Linked DNA regions of Homo sapiens: region 2 is linked to region 1. A link is a loop called in an ENCODE intact Hi-C map of the cell type or tissue named here. Cell type or tissue: IMR-90. All regions are shown on one strand.

The links. Hi-C counts contacts between places; a loop is a spot of excess contacts. Peaks named below come from ENCODE experiments on the same cell type or tissue, not always from the same donor. Only the 100,000 strongest peaks of a DNase experiment are listed, where the experiment ranks them.
Region 2: a loop joins it to region 1, with 2.1 times the contacts of the local background. A loop is called at or near these places in 14 of 110 quality-filtered maps.

The regions. Positions count from the first base shown.
Region 1 is chr11:96,050,162-96,058,161 of GRCh38, reverse strand. The region is part of intron 2 of MAML2 (mastermind like transcriptional coactivator 2); the gene reads left to right. Among named protein-coding and RNA genes, the nearest start is that of MTMR2, 130 kb to the right of the region's middle. In IMR-90, a CTCF peak has its summit at 3,123 (motif pointing left); DNase peaks (open chromatin) are centred at 1,931, 3,101, 4,881 and 7,551; H3K27ac peaks cover 1,622 bases.
Region 2 is chr11:96,210,349-96,218,348 of GRCh38, reverse strand. All of the region lies in intron 1 of MAML2 (mastermind like transcriptional coactivator 2), which reads left to right. Among named protein-coding and RNA genes, the nearest start is that of MIR1260B, 130 kb to the left of the region's middle. RefSeq lists an enhancer at 2,870-2,939. In IMR-90, no CTCF peak of the experiment used is centred here; DNase peaks (open chromatin) are centred at 2,818, 3,218, 4,668 and 5,648; H3K27ac peaks cover 2,655 bases.

The DNA of each region.
Region 1 (8,000 bases):
AGTTTGGAAGTAGTCAGAAGAAAATAGTATGGAATTTTGGTCCCCAAATCTACTCATTAAAACCATGTGGATACTCTACTTCACACCCTTACTTGAGGCCTTCCTGGCTCTGACACAGATTTAAGACCTAACTTTTAGTGAATTTTCTGATTCCTGGTCCTGCAAATTAGAAGAGTTCATGAAAGGACTGCTGGAAGGAAGCACAACTTGCAGTGAAAAGTGATAACTGCTCGATATTAAAAGAGAAACCCGGAAAGTTCTATACAAAACAATATCCCTGTCCACTATGATAGTGGATTTTCCTTAAAGATCACTCTCAGTTGTGTAAAATGAAAAAGATTAAATTGTGTTTGGTATATTTTGTTTCCAAAGGCAGAGAAGTATGAAATGCACTTTAAGGAAGATTTCTGTTCAGAAGTTTTGGTTTCAGTGGTCTACAGAGTTTACTTTTGTGGAACACCTCGTTCTCTGCCAAAGCCAAATAGATGAAGTGTTGCTGTATTTAGAAAATAAGGAAAGTGAAACATTTGTCGTAATAATGTGAATCTTTTTAAAATAATTGTTAAGAAAAACTATAAAACTGGCATACTTTTTAAAAAGATTATTCAGGAGCAAACTCAGCTCTATTAGGAGCTTTTTGAGGAACAATACTATTTTATTTTGGTTACCAGGTCTAGATTAGGACTCGACACTCTGAGGTTGTTTGTTTTTGGATGGAGAAATGGATAGATGCCTGGATGTATGAATGAATAGATGGATAGATAAATGGACAGACATTGAAGAGATGGAGGGATGGATAAATGACGTTATTTTGGCTTAAGTTGCATTTAGGAGAAGTTAAAAGGATGTGAGAGAGGCATGCAGGGGATATCAACTCCAAATCAGGAACGAAATGGCTTCTAGAGAGCTCACTTCAAAGAGAATAAATTTGAGAGTCAGAGAAACAGAAAGGATGCACAGCAGTAGTGAGATCCTGGCATCCATGGCACTCATGGATGTATAACTGATTCTAGTGTGTAAGTCATAAACAAAAAAGAAAACCCCAAGTTCTTGTCCTACTTCTGCTACTGTAGATCTGGGTGATTTGGGGGCAAACCTTTTATACTTCTCGGGCTGCATTTCTTTAATCAGCAAACTCAGAAGGTGAAACTAGATCATTGAAAGTCTACACTACTGATGTAGATCAATACACCAAACAACAAATTTCATTTCAAGGACATTGGTATTCTTAGAATACAATTAACATCCTCTTGCCTTTGTCTAAAGCACTTACTTTGCAGTCAAAATGGCTTGTCCACATTATTATTTTTTGAATGAAAAGATTTGTGCCTCCCACACGTAGGGCTTGGTGTATTGTGAATGGTAGCCTACACATACGCAAATGAGAACTGGGAAGATAATTAAATCTGAGGTGGAAATAGAGTAGACTTGTGAATGAACAAAGAAAGTGTATTTCTCTGGAAGCCAAGATGTCAAAGGTACATTTTATTGATACTGTATACTCTCAGCTTCCATGTAAATCAGTATTCTCATGCTTCAAATGTTCTAACCTTGCATTTCTGAAGAATCTATTGTGTATATTAACAGCGGCTGTGGCAGGAGATGTCAGGCATTTTTAAATTCCAGATTTAAAGAGATTCATGAATGTGCATGATGCTACACATAAAGAATTGAATGGTCAAATGCACTTTATTTTGAGCTAAAAGTTAGAACAAAAGAGATTCATGTCAAAGACTTTGGATTCCCAACCTGGGCTTTTTTTTTTTTTTTTTTCCTCAGAAAATAGCCATAAAACTAAAAGAGAGAACATGTGACCCAAAGGATTCTAAAATGCTTCAGAATTTTAGAATCCTTTCCAATGGCTCAGTTTGGGCAAACTAGCTCCAGACCCCACCACTATCCAAGCTCCACCATCCTTTCTTATGACTCACACTCACAAATGAGTGCTAAGAGCCTGCCCTGTGGGGGCAGGGATGCCCTGTTAGAACAAACATGAGCTGAAGGTGAACCCAAAAGTAATTTGGTTCCATCCTTTATATTACATAGATGAAAACCGCCTTCCAGGGAGGTGAAGTGATTCACAAAGTAACACAGCAAGTCACACAAGTCTTTTGATTTCTAACCCATTGCTTTTGTCATGGCCACATTGATCCCTGACAAATAATATAAAACAAGGAAACCAGACCCTTTTAAAAAAAAGGTTATAATGCTATTACTTTTTTTCAAATGAGCCATTTTTTACCTTTTCACTTTGTTGCTTTTGTCTTGTCAGCTTCTTGTAGAAAGATGACTTAGTACATGAAAATTCAACTTGGCATTTTCTTTAGACAAAGTGATCTTTTAAATGTAGCCAACATTTCTTTTGGAGTATGACTCCATTTCACATAACACAGCCTAAGATTGATGTTTACTAAGTTGGTTGTTCAAATCATGTTCGGCGCTTGGTTACATGGGCTGTTTCTTTGTCTCTGTCTCTCCCTCTCTCTCCTTTTTCTTTGTGCTTGACACAAAAGGATGGGGGCCCCAGGATCATCTGGAAATGGATCAGTGTATTCATGTGTGAGCTTTACAAAGCACTGGAGCAAAGGTGTCATTAAACGTTAGAAGTCATTCAATCACACCCATCTTTTCATACAAAGTATAGAGAGAAAAGGCTCTGTATGGTAACTATGCATAAAGCTTTGTGTATTCATTTACCCTCACTTCTTGGAGTAGCTGGCTCTTTTTTTTCCCCCCTGCCTCTTTCCTCTCTTAGAGGAGGTTTGAGATTAGCTTTGCTTGTCTAAATCTGCCATTAATACTAAGCTCTTGTGTAGTGCTGAAAGCAATTAAAGTAATAGATTTTTAAAGAGAGCTTGTGGGTTTAATTCTGATTATGTTTCCTTTCAAATTATTGAGGTTTTCTTAGGCGTCCATGGTAGTGCCATGGGCATGGCAAGAGAGAAGTATGACTCTTACCAAGAAAAAGGGAATGAATGGTCTACCCTTAATTATATTTCCAGCAACCTTTTCTAGGTACTAAATGTAGAAGTCAATTAAGGGAGGTTTCAATGTATCAGTATCCTGTTTGTCCTGAAATGTAAATGGAAGTTAGGAGAGTTTTGAAGCAGATGCCATCTGCTGGATAGCTAAGATACTGTAACCAAAATAATGTGAACAGAAAACATATGGAACAGTAGATCTAAATGAATGGACTGATTGCTAATTTAAGTAAATACTACTTCCCAGGCCCCAGGTAGAGTGAAATCTCCCTACTATACTGTCTACAATAGAAATATTTAAAATTTATTTTTTTCTAATCTGAATAAAGAAATCCCTTCCTGTTCATGTGTAATGCAGATCCTCAAACTCTTTATTTAGTTTGCCATCATAAGAACAAACAGAATCAGTGCACATCTTCTGAGAAATGATAACTGCAAAAATGCCTTTGGAAGCCCCCAAAATTAAAACCAGAAGTAATATAACAAAATGGGGAAGGGTTAATATGGTTATATGGGAACAAAGGGTAAGTATATCAAATTAAAACCATATGTAAGACAAATACAGGCTAAATAGTTAATTCTTTTTTTCTCTCTCTCTGAGGGACCCTTTTAAATAGAATTGGTCCTACTTAACACCGTCACACTCCCACACTGCTCCCTCATTGGAAGAACCCATGGATAAAGGAACCCCTCCTTAAACTGTCCAACCTCCCTTAGAAATTGTTTATTACAGTCATGTTCTGTATAACTGCTGTTGTTACAGGATCGCAGTCTGGCCTCCTTCTCTAACTATCAGAACAGGTTGTTTCACATTTTTGAAACCCATTTTCCTCATTTGTTAAATATCACTCAGTGAATTTTACTGTCCTAGTGAGCTATTTAAAAAGTTAAGGCACAAATTAATAGTATATCCATAAACAGCATTCCCCTAAAATATCCCCGTCTAGAGTTACTACTTAGAATCAGGACACTGACAAGTTAGTCTGTGAAAAGAATGGCATTTCTCCACATGTAGAAAAATGTCCTAAGAAATAAGAACCTTTAAAATTCCAATCTGCACCTGGCTAAGAACTCCTCTGGGGATTTTGCAGAGAGGAATGGGCAAGGGACCCATGCATAGTAATACATGTAAGTAAGATTGTTCATTTTTTTTTCTCCCAATGGAATATAAAACAGTAAAACAAACTCCATATATTTCTTACATGAAGAGCTCTCAAAATGGCGGCACCCAAGTTGTCAGCTCCATTTCCATTTCTGAGTCACAGATACACATATATGGCTGAAAGGAGGGAAGGAGCAGACAAAATACCAAACAGATGAAGAGAGAAAGGAAAGATGTTCCCAAACATGTTAACTGTTTGCCCACATGACTTATTGGTATGTTAATGTCTCACATCAGCCACCGCTAAGGAGAATGTCGCCCCTTCCTTCCCTCTTAGTTTATAAATGGAGTCACATTATGTAATCACCCTAATGAGGTAATAGAAACATAAGTACACAGGAAAATTTGATAGTGTTTTCTCCTAATTCATCCTCTGTTATGTTGGTCACCCCCCCATCCCATTAACCCTCCTTCTCTCTTCCAGACTGGCCCCCTCCAAATTGGCTGAGTTTCCCGTCCCAAAGGACATATTGTTGGCTATTGTTTATAATAAGTCTCTCCCCTCTTGGCAGGATAGAGAACAGCTGCTGGTCTATTCTCTGCCACAAAGACCAACTTCCTTCTTTTGCCCTGGATGATTGGAAGAAAGTCGGGGAGAAGAGCAATTTATAGTTGTGTTACAGTACCTCTATTTTCTTTTGTGTTTATTTATATTGCTTCCATTTCTGTCAGGGATTTCTGAGATAATCAAGATCATTCTGCTACAGAGTTTTCATTTGAGTAGGCTCTAGTGGCAGTTGGCATTTTTCTTCATTGAGTCAGACATTTTAGGACTCCAGGCTAGAGGAAGTAGTGAACATTTCTCTATGAGAGTTTGAGAATCAATATTCCTTTTTCTAAAAAAATGAACTCATGAATGTATTCTGTGTTACATGAACAATTAATGACTTTGAATTTCTCAAGGGAAGACACCTTGTCTTTGCCAACTTTCTGTTCCCCAAACTTAGTACAGTACCTGCTTCATAATGTTTGCCAGATGAAGTAAGTGGAGTGCTGAATGGAGTTCTGGTTTGTTCTGTGAAATGTAAGCTATGCTGACAGTCCAGCACTTAAGTCTCACCCTAGACTTCAGGCCAGGCAAGGCTCATCACCTGAGGTGGGACCTTCTTCTGAGATCTTTGCCTTAGATCGTTTCTGGCTCTAGGCTTCATTCTAGGCAAAGAAGCCAGGGAACTCAATGTTTCAGAATCTAACCCCCAGCAAAAGAAACCTAGACTAGGTACTGAATCTTCAGAGAGACTTGAGCAGCTCTGGAAGCAGAATGTGGAGAGCATTTCTCTGTTCTTTGTTAGGAGCAGAAGGAAACTCACAAAATGGAAAATTGGTCTAAGACTCTATACACAGGAAAGATCCAAATGGCATTGACACAGGGCATCAATGTGATATCAGACAAGACAGCTCTGGTGGATAAAAAGGAACCACAGCCTATCATTAAGGTTTCTCCTGAGAAGTGTTTGGAACTAAGGTTGGCTGATGGTGAAGGCCATGTTTACTAAAAACTGGGCAGAAGCAGAGTGGTGTCGTTAAGTCCAAGGAGTGTGACAAAGAGGAGAGTGGCTCCTGACTCTCTTACTTATTTCTGTATGAACTTAGCTTGATAAGCATTAATAATAGCAAATTTTCTCTGTAGTCAAAACAGTCCCCTTTCTGGGGAGTAAGAACTGGAGACCTGACAATTTCCATGTGGTAGATGCCTCATGGTAAGGGTTCTTAATGCATTTTCAAATTTCCTAGTATGTGTTCCTAAATGTATCATATGGATATTGATTAATATGGCTCCCTGTACTTTCTGTAGTCACTACCTTGGTTCACCCAACAAGCACTTAACAAATATGTTCCTGACAGACATGCAAAGAATGTATATGACTGAAAATAATACTAGGTGCTAAAGCCACTGAGAGGTCTGACTTTCTGATAGTTTGTAGCATTTTGCAAGCAATACAGGAAGAAAGAATAATAATAGCTATGACTTATAGAGTGTTTAAGACATGACAGGTACAGTTGTGGTCACTTTACATGCATTGTTTCATTTCATCTCATAGTCTAGTTTCTAAACGGAATCCTTGAAGACATACAATGCCACAATGCTCACTTCTGCCTAATTGTGAGCCAGGCCCTTCAGAACTGGACAAGGAAGCTGGTCAAGTTGGGTCAGAGAGTAGTTTAAGCCATCTCTGGAGACAGGGAGGCATAAAACTGATAGACAATTAAATCCAGGTAAAGTTTGCCCTTTTTCTGCTCTTTGCCTATCTCCCTGGTTCTCCTGATGCCTCCTGAATGGTTGCTTGTTAACGCAAATTAATTTTAACTGGTGGGCTTTCAGGCATTTGAGGAGATGGGAAAGTGGAGGCAGAAGACCCTGCATAGAAAACTGTTGAATGAAGTCCTTGATGTGAACCTCTATTTAGTTGCACATCACACTAAATAACACACTAGTTGAGGGCATGAGATCTAGAATCAGACTGCCTGAGCTCAGATGCCATGCTAGGGGTGTGACCTTGAGGCAGCTTCTGCATGCCTCAAATTTATTGTCTATAAAATGTGTAGAATAATACACATTAGTATTATTAGTAGGTAGAATAATACATACTTCACAGAATTCTTATTAAGGATTAAATGAAAGGGTCAAACTAAAGATTAAATGTAAAGGGTTTAACAAAGTATCTGGTATTTAATAAATATTGGATATTAGTATTACTGGTATTACTAATGATCAATATATACCTCTTTTCCTTCCATAGAATGTGAGGACTAATTGAGAGAAAGGACCTTGAATATATGTTTTATCTGCCACAATTCTTACCACATTGTAGATTCTAAATAAATATTGGACGGATGGATGGTTGGATAGATGGATGGATGAATTAATTTTAAGTTTCTATAGATAAAGGCACTACAGAAGACCTCCTTGTTTTCAGATCTCTTCCAGAAAGTCATGCCTCACAGATTATCCAAAGGAAATGACACTAAACCAACATGCAACAGCCAGCAGGGGGATTTCTTAGGCTCAGCTAGACATTTAGACTCCTAAGACTATCACACATCACATTTGACATCAGTCTGCCCAGAAGAATATAGGATCAGAACTATAGCTTGCCAGTAGGCCAGCATCAGGTATTCTTCTGCAATTAGAGCCATGGAAGCTCGGGTGCCAAATGATGAGATCCACACTGGGCAGGTGAAGGAATTGCCTTTACTTAAGAGCCTTATTTCCCATAGGAGTCAGTAACTCTTGTAACAACTCCATAGACATAGTTTGCAAGGTCCTCTCCAGAGACATGCTAGTTACAAGAACTGCTGCATTCAGGGAAGTCCAAAGCATAGCCAGCAGGTATTTGCAGTTCATTTATAGTTCCTCCCAGTCCAGATGCACTCTACCAATGAGGGGTCATTTTTACCATATGCAATGTTGCCTAGTAACATAGTTGACACATACCATCTTTATCTGTTTCCAGGGAAACCAAGTTAAGAAGTTAACCAAAGGTCAGATTCTCATGCAAAAAGGAAAAGAGTTTTTGTTAACTCTTTGCCTGCACCATCCAAATAGTTATTTACTACATAGCCTGAAAAACCCATCCAATGTCCCTGTGAAGGATTCATTCTTACATCTCATATATGCCACAAATATGTCCCAGAGTGGAATAATACAGGCATGGCCATATTTGCCAGTCGGTGTCCTCCCTTCAACAACCAAGAGTCAAGCCCAGTGATCTTTCACCCTATGCCTGCCCTTCACATCAGCCCCTACCGACAGTCCCATTCTTCAGAACTCAAGTGTAGTTGACTCTCTCACACATACACTCACTTGTATAAATACCCAGGGATGTCAGTTTCCTTAGATCTGTATGATCTTAATA
Region 2 (8,000 bases), 160 kb before region 1:
ACAATTAAGTGGGGTTCACCGAGGATGCATGGTGCCTTAGGATTGAATTATAAGAATGATGATTGTTTTTGGAGTTGGAGTCAAATATCAGCCTTTAAACCAAGTCAAAGCCAGGGTTACAGCTGCGTTACAGCTGCCTTCTGTCACTGACACTGCTGTGGAAAAATTCAAAAGGCACACCAAACGTTTTTTCTAGTGCATTTTTCAAAGCAACTTGGAATTAGTACAAGTACCTCGACGCAGAAAGCAAATGTATTTACCTATGTAATATCAAGCTTGCCTGGAATCATTTAGTAGGAAAAAGTATTCTGCAGAGAAATGTACTTTGAGAGAATGCAAAGCATGAAAGGTAAATTGGAGTCTTGAAGGGGGGATTTTAAATCACATTTAGACATAAATCCTTTCAGGTCATGATTCCCATAGATTACCAGCATCTGCTAAGCCTAGATAGTTCATAATCACTAAAATTGTCGTAATCTTCCTATGGAAGGTTTACCAAAGAAGTACTGAATTACACTGGGTTAATACTTTTAAGGATGAATGGTCAAGACGATGATGCTAAATTAATGCAGTGGCTACATAGTAAAATCTAATACTAATAACATATCTGAACGAAGCTGTGGTTTCAAAAGGCGTTCACTCCATCAGGGTAATGTATTCTCAGGTATATGATCAACTAGAAAGTTGCCAACCATTATTCACCTTCACCTACTCCTACAAGCTTCTCTGTCCTGTCTTATTCTTTTCTACTGTCAAAAAGAGAGAAGGACTTAAAGGTTGGGTCTGTAAAATAGGAAACCATAGAGCAAAAACACAGATAACACAGTCAAGGAAGATGCTCGAATAAATTATCGGTGGACAGTGTTCTCTGGATTGAAGCATGGAATCTAAATATGGTGTCTCATAGAGTCTACTGACATACCACGCTATAAGTGGAAACAGTGCAGGGCAGCATCTAGTGCTGTGTGAACTGTATCAACAGCACCGTGGAGTGACAGTCACCATGTCCTATTATATTTTTGGTTATTTAGATGGACAGTGCATTTGCGCTTGTGCAGTTACTTTTAGTAAATGCACAGGAGTGGCATTCTCACTTTCCTTCACTGCATTTGCAAGGATCAAGGGAAATATTTCCAGTGACATGGAGCTAGTAAAAATTGATCAATTGTGAAATAGCTAAGCAAATACTTGTTATACTTTAATAGGAACAGCAGTGTAACATGTAATGAGCACTGAGCAAAGTATGTTGGATGCGCTTATGCATCCACTGAATTCGAACATATTGGTCTGCTTCTTCATTCCACATCCCCACCATCCTGCTCTCACACTCCCTGGTCTCCAGTCATATTCCTAATTCTCTGAATACTTTGCTTCATGGCCTCTTACATACCTATTTGCTTGTGCACCTCCTCCTGCCCCTGGTGGAATTACCCCTGCCCTTTGTCTCCTGGTGAACCTTTGCTTTTTCAAGTCTCAATTCAAAAGTCACCCTGACTTCTACTCCCCAGTGTCCTACCCAGAGTTGGATGCCCCTGCACCGTGTTGCTCCAGCCCTGAATTCACACCCTCTGTGAGAAAACACATTACGTTGGCTTCTAATCAGTTGCTTCCCTGCTTTCTTCTCTCAATGGGCTGCACGCTTCCTGAGAACAGGGACTGAGTCTCTTTCTGCTTTTCATTTTCAGAACAGAGTGTCTGTAATACACAGCATACCTAAATGATCCATAAGCATTTTATTACAAGTAATCTGGAGTGCACCATGGCCTGGACACTCTGGGGCAGTATGGATAAATAGAATACCAGGACCAGACATACCCATGTAAAACTTCCAAAATGTCTACATGTAAAGCTACAAATTTAATGGTACCAACAATAAAAATTGGTGCAATCAAGAGAAGTGAAGTAAAATTCTCTGGGAAGAATTGAGGAAAGCCTTATGAGAAAGGTGAAATTTGAGGTGGGACTTAAGAGAGGCATTAAAATGGAAGAAAGCAGTGGCTTCCTCTTCCTGGGAGTTCATCAGGGCCATAGACTTTAGGGCAGAAAAGTCAAACTACAGACTGAAAAGAAAAGGCCAAGTATGAATGGAGGGTTTAGGTTGAGGAGTAGGCTAAGATCTTCCTGGTTCTTCCCTCTGTGCAACACTGAGAATCTTTTTCCTGTGTCCAATTTTACATCTTCTTCTTCTGGTTTAAGCATGCCTAAAAGAGATTACCAACTACCAACTTCTGAAGACACAGTTTGTGTAGTTCCTGTGGACTGGGACATGTGACTCTGCAAATATGATACTAAATACTCTATTTTTTTTTTAAGCAAATTGAGTATGTAACTCTGTCTCAAAATATGCAGTACATGTCTCAGCCTTAAACTTGTTCCCCTGTGCTTTTAGATAATAATTTTTTGAAATGTGTTTGGAAGTCTTTGGGGGCCTAAGTTTAGAAAGCTAGAAAGACATTCTCATTGCCTTTGTTGTTCCAATCTGTTGTTCTGTAATTTCTGGACTTGGATCTATCATTTGACTGAAAAGGATAAAAGGTCCAAGAGTGAAAAGAAATGGGTTAAAGAGAGGGAACAACCAGCCAAAGCAGTGGCAGCCAGCACCCGAGGGGGGTGGCTGCAGCTGGGCTCTGCCCAGCTGCAGGTGTGGAGGAGGAAGTGCAGGAACGAGCCCAGGACCCATTTCCAGGTGGCAGCAGGGTTCAGTGGGCTTAATTAACCGGTGAACTGCTCATGAGGTCGGTCTGTCTCTACCTTTCTACACCACACTGAACAAGCCACTGACCATTTCCTGCCTCGGATTTCCTCAGCCCCAAAGAGGGGACAACAATGTGTATTCGTCAGAGAAATTACTGGCCACTGTCTCATTCAGAAGCTGCCCCTAGAAGTGTTAGTAAAGACTTTTAAAAACATGAAACAAAGCAGAGAATTAAAAATAACAGGAAGTGGAAGAGAGAGCACACTATGATCTGAAATCTTCTGTGTTATATGCTGGTGTTAAAGAGGTCGTGAGGCCTTGATGAAGATTTGTTACTTGGAAGGATGTCAGTGCTGGGGACCTGCTCTCTGTGAACCCAGCAACCTGCCCCAGCATTTCAAGGGGCATACAGTCCACTCAGATGATTTATTTCTGAGTTGGAATTACCCCATTCCCCAGCCCACCCTCTTTTCAACTTTGTACAAATGTAAGTGGCCAATTCACTTTACTACACAAATGACTCATGATTTCATGAGCTGCAAGCAGCAGTTTCTTAAGCAGCTTTCCCATATTCCTAGTGCAAGAAATGGACACACAGACATCTCTTATGGGCTAGATCTTTTTAATTTGTGAAGCAAAGAAAGTGAGGGAACCACTGGACCCAATCTCAAGTATCCAAGGTCAACTAGACGAGGCACATGGCCAATTTCCAAAGACACATGGTTCTTTCCTAATCCTCAGCCTCTACTTCCTCACTGGATCTGAGTTCAAATCTCAGAAAGGTCAGAGCATGTGCATTTTTGGCATTTTTAAACAAATGGATGCAATTAAGAACTTGAGGAAAGGGTGACTTTCTATAGTTTTCAGCATACATCAGCTACTTGACAACTTCTACTAAAATAGAGCTGCTTTCAGAGGGTAATGTGAGTAGCCAATCACTGCCACTCAGGACAAAAATGTTGGCCAATGACCTAGAAGTAAGTGTGTGGTGTATTTCGCATGACTATAAGTGCTTCTCATTAGGAAAATAATGGCATCAGTTCCTGGAGTTTTCTTGGTTATTTAAACCTCCTGCTTTGGAGTTGAGTTCATGGTTTACCAACATCAGCAAGTGTTTCCTATTTTGTTGTACATGATCACCAAAGGAATAGGAGGCAATAAAGGAAATGAGAACTAAAGGTTCTAGAGAGATTACATTCTTTATCACATTTAATCTTTATAAGAACCCCCAAAAGTTGGTGTTCTTTCCTCCATCTTACAGATGTTTTGAAAACTGAAGCTCTGAAAAGTTACGTAACTTGGATCTACAGAGCTCTAAGAGGACGTGCTAAGATTTGAATCCAGAATTTCGTGACTCAAAAACGTTTTCTCCACAATATCAGTTTACCAGAATAACCTAGGCATGGCCTCAAAAGACCTATATTAGAAATTAGCTATATCCTAGTTCTAAGGAAGTATTCATTTTTTATTATTCAACTGTTAAAACTGCACATATATTATATTCCATAGAAATTCTGAGCATCAATAATAGGAGATACTTTCACTATTTGTATATATGTATATGTATATTTGTGTATATATACATACAAAATATATTTTACAATTGTCTCTTTGTTCCAAGAGTGGGAAGGAAAATAATTAGAATTTGTAGTTGGGCATTTGTGTCCACTTTAACCTGATCCATTCTGTCTAACTTTTCTTTGCAAGCTCTCAAATTCATTGTTAGCCTATCTGATCCTGTCGTCTGGAGACTGCCAAGTATTTCACATCTTACCCAGGGAACCGACCACTTTTAAGGGAGGGAGGGCACTCTTTACTGACTTTTCCTAATTTAAATTCATTGAAAATTGTTAATTTTAAGGGCAAAGACAAGGCAATGCATCTGTAAAGAGCTCTGTCACTTTTCTCCAAGTGATGACTAATGGTGGGGAACTTAAAACCTTATCCTTGGTATCTTTTGGAGTCCAGACAATTCAGTGGTCTCCTGGGATGAGTAAATATCAGCCCGTTCCCAGGAAGATTAACTAGTAAGATGATGTAGGAAAAGCTGCTACTTTTTAGAGGGCTATACTTAAACTGCCATCTACACTTCTTAAGGCAGAATCTCAGATAGTTTACTTCCATATGGGATGCTATGATTTCTAGAAAGAAAGGATATTTTATACAGTTATAAGAGTAACAGTGGTTTCTTTCCAAGATGTTAAATTTGGTCTCAAGGTTAGTGTTTGTTAATGTAATGTAATTACTGGTCTTTAAAAGATCATAAAGTAGAGTAGAATTAGGAGACCTGAATTAGGGCTCTCCATTACTGGGCGTATAGTTGTAGGTAAATTCCCAGTTTCTTTACCTGTTGTGCAGGTAGCAATACCTATCCATATTCCCTCATAGCCTCACATTTTTAAAATAGGAAGAATGCTGAAGTACTTTGAAAGTTCTAAGAGCTCCAATGGGGTCCTGTAGCACATGGGCTTTGTAGTCAGAAAGCCCCAAATTCAAAACTTAGCTTTTCTACTCTTTTCCTGTGTGGGTCAGTTTTCTAAACTCTCTGTATCTTGGTCACCTCACCTGTAAAATAGGCTAAAAATAGTTCCTACCACATATGATACTTGTGAGGACCAGATGGGCTCTTGGTATGCTTGAGTTGAAAAGGCTCATAGAGTTTATGTTACCCATTCCTCCTAATTGTAAGATGAGGAAACCGAGGCCCTGGCTGGTAGAGTGTCTTACCCAAGTTCATTCATCAATAATTTTTGAGTTATACCAAGCAATTTGCCTGCAGAGATTCAATGTTGCTTAAATTACCATGTTGCCTCAATTCTTAGGAAGACTTCTTTTTAATTGAGAGGTCTTCTTGCTCCTTTATGTCAGAAGGAATGGTCACATTGCTGACTTTTTCTTGTTTATGGACTGATGACTCATTTATGAGTTATCTAAACGTCTTGTTCCTTCTTTCTCTCTTCTGCCGTCTCTATCATGGGACTATTTTCTTTCTGCTAGCACTTCTACTAGAGATTGTGAAAGGGTGGTGACAGTGAATTAACTCCTTGTTAGCAGCCTTGTCTCTTGAGAGGAGGCTCACCCACTGCTGCTGACTGATAAGATGATGACAATCTCTGCTTCCTAAAAAATCTTCTCTACTATTAAGTTGGTGCATAAGTCATTGCAGTTTTTGCCATTACTTTGCCTTCCAGATTGCCTCTTGCTTCTCTCTGCTCTACTTGCTCCTTCTTTGCTGGATCCTCTTCCTGGGTAAACCCTTAAATGTGTTACATTCTTTAGGATCTGTCCTTGTCTGTCTTTGATTCTGCCTGCTCTTCTCGGTGATCGCAGACACTCTTGTGTCCTCAGTTACCATCTATCTGACACTGGCTCCTAAATCCATTATCTTTAACTTAACTTTCTCACTTAACTGCCAGATCTCATTGCCTCTTGAATATCTCTGCCTGTTTCCCACAGGTACTTCAAAAATTGTATCCACAAATGAGATTACGAGTCCCCCTTCCACACACACACACACACACACACACACACACACACACACACACTTTGTCTTCCTTTTATAGCCTAAATTAATCAAGCATTCTCAGCTCCTTGCCCAAGTTCCATATCTATCCAGTTTTCAAATCATTTTTATTTTATCTTGAAATATCTCTTGAACCCAGCACATCGCTTTCCTATTTTACTGATACAGTTGCGTCAGTTCAGCACTCATCTTTTTTCACCATAGCTTCCTAACTTTTCTCTGTGGCCTAGTTCTCTCCATTCTATCTAATCTTCCCTCTGTATTCTGCCACAGATAACTTTCAAAACTGAATTTTATCTTTGTTGATCTTCTATTAGGAAAAATGTTAGATCCTCAACTAGTGCTTAAAGACGAATCCAAACTATTGTAATATATTAGCAATTTCCAGGATTAGAGCTCCAACCCCTTTCCATCTGCTCCACTAGGTACCCTGTGGGCCCCTGTGATTCATTTACAATAAACTTGTCACATTTCCTCAAGTACTTGCCTGACATCAGATGTGTGACATCCTCAAAGACGCCCCCATACCTCTGATCTTCCCTTCTCTTACAACTACCCCTTGGGCCCCTGCAAGTCAGTATTTCATTCTTATTTTTATATTATGATATCTTTTTACATCTGTCTCACCCAACAGACTTTGAGCTCATCAAATTGGATAACAGGCTTTTCTTTTTTTTTTTTTTTAATTTCAAAGACCCTATCACATTGGACAATGTCTTCCACTCAAAAGGAATTCAGTAAATAGTTGTTGAAGTAATGTACTTACGACAATTATTAAGATCAGAGGAATATTGTTTATCATTCAATGTTTATAGTTAAATATTTGATTTTTGATAACCATTTACTGAATAATTCACCTAACACCCCATAAACTAATTAACAAAGAGTGTCTTCATAAATGGTGTTGATATCACATCAAGATGCTAACAGTGTAAAATTAGGATTTTAAAAATATGTATGTACCTTTAAGGCTTCTGTGACTTTTAGGTTTCTCTAAAGTTTATTTAACTTTAATCCACTTAAATTTCTTTAAAAGTTAACCATTATACATAAGGTAATCTGACTCCAAATTTCTGATTATTATATAAAATCCAAAGATAGGTAAGGATATAAATCTAAATGTAGTCCAATAAATGGACAGAAAAATGTCAGCTTCACATGTAGTTTATGGAAGTAGTGCATATATGAAGCCACAGAAAAGGAAGAGACAAAGGAATTTCAAATTTTGGAATTTATAATTAACAATTATATTCACATATGCTATAGAGTAAAATAGTGTGAAAAGTTGAACAATATATCTATATATTGGTTTTATAAAAGTATCATGGTATGCAGTTAATTGTTGAACACTATGCTTAGAGATAAGAAAATATTAATAATATTTATAGTAACATTTATTGGGCACTTACTCTATGCTCTATGCTAGGTGCTGTGCTAAGTACATCATATGCATAATTTAATCCCCCCAATATCTCTTTGACACAGTTCCTCTTGTTACTCCTGTTTTCCAGATGAGTAAATAATTCTTAGAAAGAGTGATTGACTTGTCAGAGGACTTAACAAGTTTTAGAGCTGTTTGAACATAGATCTGATGTGTTGTTCTATATTAAATGAATGAATACCTTTTAGGTATCTCAATTCTATACTAATTAGTAAGTAACTGATAAATCATTTGGTAAATTTCTATAAACTGTGTTTTGGACATATCTAAAATGATAAGGCAGGTGGGCACAGTGGCTCATGCCTGTAATCCCAGCACTTTGGGAGGCCGAGGTGGGCAGA